Regions from separate parts of the Homo sapiens genome. Here region 1 is linked to region 2. Evidence: read pairs that join two places in POLR2A ChIA-PET (ENCODE). Cell type or tissue: IMR-90. All regions are shown on one strand.

Region 1 (5,000 bases), 160 kb before region 2:
CTTTTATTAAGTACTTGTCAATATATAATAAAAATTATAGAGTTTTTTTAAAACTTTACTTGGAATTAATTTCAAACTTATGGAAAGGTTGAAAAATAAGAACCATACAAAAAATACCCAGATTCCCCTGTTGTTAACATTTTACCATTTTGTCTTATCATTTGAGTGTGCTCTCCCTCTCTCTCCTGACTCTCTCCTCTTCCCCTCTCTTTATGTACATATTTATATGTCCATACATACATATACACACACTCATACATTTTTTTCTCAGCCATTAGTGTTTTAACTTGCATACATCTTAGATTCCTTACCTCTAAACACTTCATCACATTGTGTTTCCTTAGGGACATTTTATGGAGATAATATCAGGCTCTGGATTGTGTGATTCCTTCAAACAGATATTTATTTATATTTTTAGCTTTTCCAGCTACTCTCAGTGGCAGGGTTTGCCTGCAACAACTTAGTCTGTCATTGCCAGAAGTAGAGTCACTGATCTCTTGCTTTTTGTGATCCAGTCCCAGAGTTTTATTTCCATGCTGTGTTTTACTCTTATTAGGGCCAGTGTTCCCTTATTACCCTTCTTTTACAGAATGTCCCTACTATTCCTATGTACTCATTTTTCTATAAGAAATTTACAGTCAGTTTGTCTTGTTACTGAATAATTTGTTTTGATATTTATTATTAAATTATGAATCAATTTAAGAATAATTGACTCATTATCATTTTAATATTTCTGCCTAAGAATATGATCTGTCTTTCCATTACTTCAAGACTTCTTTTGGGGTCCTTGGTAGACTTTTCCTTTCCTTTTTTTCTTTTCCCACAGCAAGATGGATTCTGGATATACTCTGAGTATTGTAACAACCACCTGGATGCTTGCATGGAGCTCTCCAAACTGATGAAGGACAGCCGCTACCAGCACTTCTTTGAGGCCTGTCGCCTCTTGCAGCAGATGATTGACATTGCTATCGATGGTTTCCTTTTGACTCCAGTGCAGAAGATCTGCAAGTATCCCTTACAGTTGGCTGAGCTCCTAAAGTATACTGCCCAAGACCACAGGTAAGGGATCGAGGGAGTCAGGAGTGAATGAGGGAACTTCCTCTATCTGTTGGTTCTCATTGAGAATACATGTCCTTTTGCCCTTTCTGAGCTTCTGTTAACTTATCTGCAAAACAGGATGATACATTCTTGATTGCCTCATAGCCAACAGGGTACAGAAGGCAGAGCTATCACTGGCTTTGTTACTCACACAAAAGGAGGGTCCTTTGCCACTATATTTGGGTTAAAATCTGAAATCTGCCTAGGGCTCCAGAACCACTAAAGCATATAAGATATGATTTGTTAGAGAAGCAGCATCAATCCAAAAACGAACCCAAAGATGTAAACCAAACCAACTGGCCCACACCCATGGCTCATGCATCTGGGTCTGAAAGTTAGCCCCAAGGAGACCAAGCAATGGAGCTAAATCATACTTGTGGACTGATAATATTCACTAGGTAAATTATATATGGCATAATTCATCTTAAAAGTTCCAGAAAAAAGTTTTTAAGCATAGCTCAAAGCTATGTTAGTTTCTTAGGCCAAAACAACCTCAGAGCTTTTTGGGGGTTTGGTGGGCACCAAAAAGATAGGACATTCGCCTGGGATTTGCCATTTCTGTACACTTTCACCTTGTGACTGGAACTCCTGCTTCAAAGTCCTCTTGCCATCTAGGTCCCTGATTCCCTCTCCTCTCACCCCTTGCGCTCCAGAGTGACAGTAGAGTAGCTCAGGCAGTGTCAGGCGACATCAATTTCTGCCCTTTCTCAGAGTGACCCGTTGGGCCCAGCACAACTCCCACGACATAGACAACCCCTTTTGGCAGGTCTCAGGAATCTGTATTAAGATGATGGCTCCTGCCATGCATGTCAAGAGTAGCTCGGATTTGAAGGCAACTAAAGGCTGATGCCAGCTTGGAAGCTTAGTAAGATAGGTGTTCAGATAGGTAGGGCTGAAATACAGGCAGTCAGAATGGCCCCTGAGGGAGAAGATTAGATGAAGAATGATAAATAGAGAAGAATACTGACTTTGCTTACAGATGATTGATATAATTCCCTACCCTACCTTCCTTAAGTTGATGAGAATGAAGACTGCATGTAAGAGGGAGGCTAGCTGACATGTCTGGAAGTAGAAAATCTTTGTTCTGTTGTTCTCCCCAATAAGAGGCTGGGCCCAGACCTCATCTGAGGGCTTTGACCAGGGTTAGGCTGGACCACAGCTATTCCTTTCTTCTCCTGCCGACTGCTAAAACTAGTAGGACAGGTTAGAGATGGGCACATTCCCCCTCTAGCCATTTTGAGAAAGGCAGCCAGCTAAAGATGGCAAAAATAGGCAGTATGGGACACTGACAGTGAGGAATCCATGACTGAGTAGTCTTGGTGTAGAGGAAATGAACATTGTCATGCCAGGACTGCCCAGTAGAACTTTCTGCAACAATGCAAATAGTCTATATTTGTGTTATTCAATATAGTAGTTACCCACCACATGTGACTACTTGAGTACTAAGAAACATAGCTAGTGCAACTGAGGAACTAAATTTTAAATTTTACTTAATTTTGATTAAATATGGCTAATAGCTACCATGTTGGACAGTACAGCTCTGTGCTTTACTTCCAAGAAAGTGGTTTAGAGCACTGATCTCCTCAAATCAGAGAAAGGAAAGGTACAGGGGCAGAAAATGGGTCCAAAGAGCAGGAGCACTTACTTATGTTAGCAGCTTCTGTGCTGCAATCTTCCCTTCTGTCACCACTCTACCTCCTTCTAAGTGTCAGGCTCAGACATCTTGCCAAGGAGAAACTTCGGTGATGTCACAGAGCCCAAAAGATCCCCATACATTGGAGCAACTAACTGTAAAAGAATGAAATGTAACAGAAACAAATGTAGAGTGTTTCCATTGGGTCTAAGATAAGAAATAAATAGCTCACGGACAGGCTGAGAGAGATACAGCTTCTAGAGTGTGTTTTGAAGAGACTTAGGAAGTGTTAGTTGGCCATAAGCTCAATATGGGTCAGCAATGGGATCCAGAAGAAAAACTGATAATAGCTAACATTCACTGAGGCTCAGAATAAAGACTTTTCTAACATATTTGTCTTGAGACAGAATAGACTGGTTAGGAAGTATAGTGAAAAGCCTTTCACTGGAGGTGATAATGTAACATTGTTTGAGAGCCATGGCTCTGACAGGTGTGCAGATCACAGATTGGAGTGAGGGATGTGAACTAGGAGGAGGTACTACGTAGGATCTGCCCTGGCAATTAGAAGTCCCTTTCCTCTGCCTTTCTTTGGTCCATCAACCCACTATTCAATGTTGTGGGTGTGCAGTTGTGCAGTTGTGCAAAGATGTGCGGTTGTTGCACATCTATTTTTTTCTCCTTCCTTTTTTAAAAAATGGTACTGAGAGATTAAGCAGACTAGTGACCACAAGGCATTTTCAGTTTCTCTAAAGAAAGGTGTTAACACTGAACTGTAAGGCATCCTCTTGTCTTCTCAGTTTATTTTTGCCCCCACTGAATGGCTGAGATCTCACTATCAATCTGCCTTTCCCAAGAGCCATTTGATTGCAAATCAGAAAAGAACAGCAGAAAAAAACTGGATAGGATATGTAACTCTCAACACGTCTGCTATCCAGAGTCCCAGGATGTGGGGCCAAGGGTTACACGTCTGAGACTAGGGGTTTTAAGAGGCATCCCATGTGATGGCTCTACTACGGAAATGTTTGATTTGTAATAATAGTACTGCTAACATTTGTTATATGCCAAGAGTAAAATAGTTTACATGGATGATTGTATTTAATTTATGAAACCTTCAATAAACTATACTTTTCCCCATTTTACAGATGAGGAAATTGAGTCAATGAGAGAGGGAGTGAGGCTTGCCAAAGGCCATACTGCTAGTCAGTGAGAAAAACTGGCATTTGATCCCACAAAGTCTGGCTTCAGACTTTATGCTCTTACCCACTGTGCTACATTCTGTTTCTATATTGTGCAAAAGCAAACGTGAGGATATTTCAGAGTGATTTTGGGCAGAAGCTCCATAGAAATAGATGATGGAAGAGATGATAAGGTGGTCTATACTGTGTCATGTGTGAGGCTCCCTTCTTGGTCCTTGGCTGGCTGTATCAGATAGGACACAAAAAAAGTGATGTAACAAAATAGTGGTCCATTTGTCTCTCATGTAAAAGAAGTATGTATTCTGAAGTTTATGACTGGTATGGTGGCCTCATGGTCATCAGAAACATGAGCACCCTACAGCTATCTACTATCCTATACCTAGGGTATTGACCTTGTCCTTATGGTCCAAGATGGCTACCAGAGGTTCGGCCATCACATCAACATTCCAAGCATCAGGATTGAGTAAAGGCTAAAGAAGCGTATGCTCTCTACCTTAAAGGTGATTTCTCAGAAGGCCTACCTGATAGAGCAGGAGCACCGTCATCTTGGACAAACACTGCCACTTCAAGTTCCAGCTCCCTTTCTAGCCTCATGCATTTCAAGGAAATCACTTCTTTTCTAACTACAAGCAGCCAGAAAGAGCAGACAGTAAGAGAGCTCAGGCACAGAAGGAGGTAGGGGGGAAAGTCTCTTGAGTAACTGCCAAACTTCACCCTCATACAATGGGCCCCAGTAAAACAGTGGGCGTTAATAAACACATTCCTTTTCCTTCAGGTGCACTAAGATAGAGAAGATGAAAGCAGACTCAGGGGATATGCCTGCAGCTGCAAAAAGATGTATGGGAACAGACACACAACTCTCTCTTCCCAGATAAGCACAACAAAGAGGCGCAAAAGCAGTCTATGCCTCTGATAAAGTCTCCCACCCTGAATCCTTAAAAACTCTTAGTCTGTAAGAAAGTGTGGCTCTGACCTAACTCGGCCAGCCGCTCCTCTCAGGTTTATTTAAAATCAACCTGTCCCTGTTGACTGAAAAGCCATCCTTCATGTTTCTCTCCTCTTTCTTTAATTCT
Region 2 (5,000 bases):
TGACCATGTTTGCAAATAATCAGGGCAGTTGTTTTTAAATTATTGCATAATATGATTTAGAAAATTTCTTCATCAGTACAAAAATATATACTTGGTCTAGAAAACATTGTCAAATTCACTGTTGTTCTCAACTGTCAGAGAGTCTAAGTTCTACTAAATTCTGCTGTGTATGTCTTCATCTATACTTAGCACAACCAGCTAAAACAGGATATACTATTCTTTTTTCATCTTACATTTCTTTGATTTCCATAGAGGAAAAATAATTTTTATATGTTCTCTGATAACTACCTTCTCTCAGCAAAATAATTTTTCTTAAGTTCTTTCCTGCTGCTCTAGCAGCCCCTATTGCTTAGTGCTGTTCTCTGATATTCAGGTATTCTGCTGTGCCAACTGTTTTTAGGAAGCATCCCGTTGTATGCTGTAATTTGCAGAAAATGTTCCCTTGGAACTTACAATGGTCATGTTAAAAGAATAAACTGAGATTCCAGTTGGTAAATTAGCTTTGTGGATTGGGTATACATGAATACATTTGGAGTTTGATCATAATAGCCTGAACTAAAACACAAAAAGGTTTTTTTTTTTTTTTTTTTTTTTTACAGTGCAAAACTGAGGACAAAAGTAGAGAAGCAGTAGCTGTGTAGTTAAGCCAACCCAGTTAAATTTCACTTATCTTGGGTGATTGTATGCCATACATACTATATGTCCAATACTGCTAAACACTGAAGGTGTTCTGGAAGTACAGATCTTCTGCCTCAGGGAATTTATATTCTAGTTAGGAAGTTTAAGCACTTAGAGACAGCAATAACTTGAATGCTAATGCATGTTATAAATAAGTACTGAGGAATGTAGAAAAGAGAAAAACTCCACCTGAACTTTAAAAATAATACTATCGAAATGCTCATTTTATGCTTAGAAAAATTGAGGCCCAAAACTGTTAAGAGACATGGCCAGGATCACACAGTGTTTTAGCTTCTCAAAAGGAACTGGAATCCAGATCTCCTGGCTCATTCCAGGTTCTTTACACTAGAGACGTCTCCTAATTTAAGCCTCAGTTATTTCTTTGACAATGATTTCAAGTCAGTCCTTAACTCAGATGCTTATTTCCCGAAGGACGAAGTAATATTTTGACATAAAATTCCTAGAAACCCATTTAATACAATGAAATATCAAAATTGATAATAAAAAGAAATGAAAATTAAATAAAACATCTATATTCATTTACAGATGATTATTAAATACATAAAATCAATTAGTGTAAAAAAGCTGCTTATGTTTCTTTCAGATAAATATTATGTATATCAACTGAGGATACTTAAATATGAATCCAGTGAAATTGGGAATGACAATGCCTTGGAGCAATTCATTGTTCAAGAATCTTTGGACTGAATTCAAAATTAGGGATTTCTGCTTGAATTGTTATTTGCAATTTTATACATATACACATATTTGGAGAGAGGCAGTTTCCAAGACAATGTCTTCTTCCCTGATCTCTTGCTCTCTCCCATTTCTATAGTAGTTAGCTGCAGACAGGCTTGTCAGTGATTGCAACTGATAGAGTAAGAAGTTATCTGGGCTTCATTTTTAACATCAGCACAGTTATTAGGCAATCTAAGTGGAATTTTGGCCACAAGAGAGGGAGCACAAGTCAAAGTATTTTAAATCAGAGATTTCCAATATACTTTATTGGATATGAGAGTTGAAGAAGAGGAAGGAATCAAATTCAGGCCTAAAGACATGGAATTACTGTGTCTTAAACAAAAGTGGGAAAAATAGAAAGGAAATTCTGCCTCTGCTACTGATACAAAGAGGCATGGATGTTTGCATTGAGGTGTATTGAGGCAATAGTGAATGTTTTTATTGGAATGGATCTTTGGCACACTTTGATAGTGTATCTATGCCATTATACTGACAGTTCACCTTGAGCTCACACACATCACTCTCTTCCCATCATACTTCATTCCACAGCGGCCAGATCATGGCTTCCTCTGCCATTTGGAATGCTCCGACCTTAAGCAGTTGTCTCAGCAATGCTTTTTATTTGTTTTTCCTTGAGGCCATGCCAAAGCAAAGCTCATTGAGATATAGCCAAAACTGCCAGATGTTGCTGGATGTTATTTTATGCTCTCTGGGGAAAGCATTGTTTTCCAGTGAAACTCCTCAATTATTTCCTCCAAAAACTTTCTGAAAATTTTACTGAAATAAGTAAAAAATGTAACAAACCTTCAGAGATATGAGATTCTATGAGACGTTGTTTCTGTGTCTCAGATACATCTGCCTGGTGTCAATCCCAAAAGAAGAGGCTAAAGCACAAAATATGATTGAAAGAGTTAACCTGAGCCAAAGTAAGGAAAGCTGCCTGGAAGACTCAGACCCAAGTAACCTTGGATATGAGCTCCATTTGGCCTGTGTTACAAGCAGGTTTTTGAAGGCAAAAAATGGCAGGCAGTGGGCTATCACAAAGTTGTTCGTCAGGAATTTTCACTGGTTTACAGAAATTACGTTGATTATTGATTGGCTATATATTTTTATGGTATAGGGTGTTGGATATTGTGTCCAGTGTAGCATTATTAGATTAATTTGTAGCTACCTGTGGCAAGAGTTTGCAGTTTTTATAGATAAATACATAGCTCCAAATGGGGGGAAGTAGGATGTGATTGTTATTTCATTTGAATGCCTTTCTGGGCCTGATAATTTGAAAGGGCTCACATTCCTCAGATAGAAGTTCTTTTCTTTACTCATTTCTCTTTTTTGATAAAAAGTGTTTCTTCTTGAAAACATTGATGATCAAAATCTGTGTGTCAAGATGTCCCTCATTGCTGGAAAAGCTCATTCCTGGATAGTTCTTTCAAAGTCCCAGCGTGAAGATGTCCCTCATCATTGGGAAAGCACATTCCCTGGTAATCTCATTCCATGCTAGGTAGAGGGAAGGAAAGGAGACATCTCAGCAAGGAATTTTGAAAAGCACCCAAAAGCCAAATTGGGATGGTATCACAGAGTGGCAAAAAATGAGACCTGTCAAGTCACTGATCTATACAGCTGGTGTCACTTGCTGAATAATCTCTATTCTTTGGAGAACCATGAATGTAGTTTTCTCAGAAAATGAAAAGAAATGACAAATACATAACATTAATAATTTGGATAATAAAAATGTAATGTACATAAGAATTATAATCAGCAAGAAAATTTATATGCCAAATAGAAAAAGGGAAACTATTTCCTCATGGAGCAAACTAAAACATCAGGAAGAAAATTAAATGCTGGTTCTTCTTTAGAGATTTGCTATAGTTAAGTGGCTTCTTTTCTAATTTTCCATAGATGAGTTTCTACTTCATAGGAAGTGTTTATGTATACACAACAAAGAATATTTGCCACCACACATATACATCCCTGTTCAGCTAATATATAAAGCAATGTGATTTTCTAGTACAGCCTTAGCTAGTGAATTAGTAGGTTTTTTTGATTTGCTGAAGAAGTAGCAGTTTCATTAGCAATCTTTCCTAAGGTTATAGAAAGACTTCTAATCATGTGTTAATGGGAAGCAACAACCCGCCAAGGCAAAAACACTCTTCCAAAAGCATGCATGGAACTATCTTCTTGATGGTCCGTCAGATAATTAACAGGTTCCCCTCAAATAGAATCTTTATCTCAAATAGATCATTAGTCATGCTCAGAGAAAAGTTTGAAGGAACTAGTCCAATATTGGATTTCTTCTGAGCCATATATATATATATATATATATATATATACACACACACACATACATATATATATACACATACATATATATATACACATATATATATACATACATATATATATACACATATATATATATATACATACATATATATATATAAAACCAAGTATTTTAAAAGACACTACTATTCCTCATTCTATGCCCTTAGATATTTTTATATCCATGGATATAAAATCTCCTTCACAGACAAAAGTAAATGTCTGTGATTTCCTTCACAGACAAAAGTAAATGTCTGTGATCTCCTTCACAGACAAAAGTAAATCCTAGTGGAGTAGAGGTGAGTGTACTATAATTTCAATATATCAGTTTTGGGACATTTTTAAACCATGGGTCAGAAATGTTAGATCAAGAGAAAAGACTGGATCCTGATAGCAGGAGCGATTGTTTTTCTTTTAACATTCTAGCAGCATCATGGTTTTTACCACTGTCATTTCAGAGTGAGGCAGCAGTTGTTTTGACTGTGAGATTCTGATGGGTTAAATTGAAACATGGCAGGTTAGAATGAATCAGACAGACCTATTTGGTTTTGTTTTATGTGACCCCTGAATTGGGTTATGAGTACAATTAGAAATACTGGTGGCATTTAGGACAGAATGTAGCAATGGGTCACTGTCGTCGAAAGTTGTTGGTGGTTTAGGGTGGCAAACCCAGCATCTTGTTAGATTTCCAAATGTAATAGCAGTTTATGAGATATGAACCAGAGAACTATTTCTCCATGCTGTAATTCAATTAATTAGGGACAGTAAAAACTGAAGCTTGATCATGGGCATGTTGCTAAAGTACATATATTAACAATAAGACTAGTATGCTATATCTTAATATATATGTGTGTGTGTGTGTGTGTGTGTATATAAATGTGTATATATGTGTGTGTGTATATATGTGTGTGTATGTGTATATATATATATACATATATATATATATATATATATGATTATTTTACCAAAACCACCAAGAGAGGATTCCTACAATATGAAGGCAGCCTAAAAACATAATATTCCGGTCAACAGAAAAAGGAGATGAAAATTTCAGGCACAGTAATCATTGGAATCATGAGGAACTGGTTATACAGGCCTGAACCAGTATCTTAAGCAGAAGCAGACTACAGCAAATGTCAGTTACTTGCGGTGCTGATCAGGAAGATTGCAGGTCAGCTTTAATTGAGCATGTCTGGTGATAGAAAATGTCCACTCTGGTAGAGCCGCTTTTATAAAATGAGAAACATGAATCCTTGAGTCAACAC

The links. Peaks named below come from ENCODE experiments on the same cell type or tissue, not always from the same donor. Only the 100,000 strongest peaks of a DNase experiment are listed, where the experiment ranks them.
Region 1: POLR2A ChIA-PET joins it to region 2 with 7 read pairs; 2 of 35 experiments call an interaction of 5 or more read pairs at or near these places.

Annotation. Positions count from the first base shown.
Region 1 is chrX:63,674,399-63,679,398 of GRCh38, reverse strand. It overlaps ARHGEF9 (Cdc42 guanine nucleotide exchange factor 9), which reads left to right. Exons shown (of 10, transcript NM_001353921.2): 5 at 827-1,059. Among named protein-coding and RNA genes, the nearest start is that of ARHGEF9-IT1, 5.4 kb to the right of the region's middle. In IMR-90, no CTCF peak of the experiment used is centred here; no DNase peak of the experiment used is centred here.
Region 2 is chrX:63,511,399-63,516,398 of GRCh38, reverse strand. All of the region lies in intron 1 of LINC01278 (long intergenic non-protein coding RNA 1278), which reads left to right. Among named protein-coding and RNA genes, the nearest start is that of LINC01278, 47 kb to the left of the region's middle. In IMR-90, no CTCF peak of the experiment used is centred here; a DNase peak (open chromatin) is centred at 2,008; H3K27ac peaks cover 516 bases.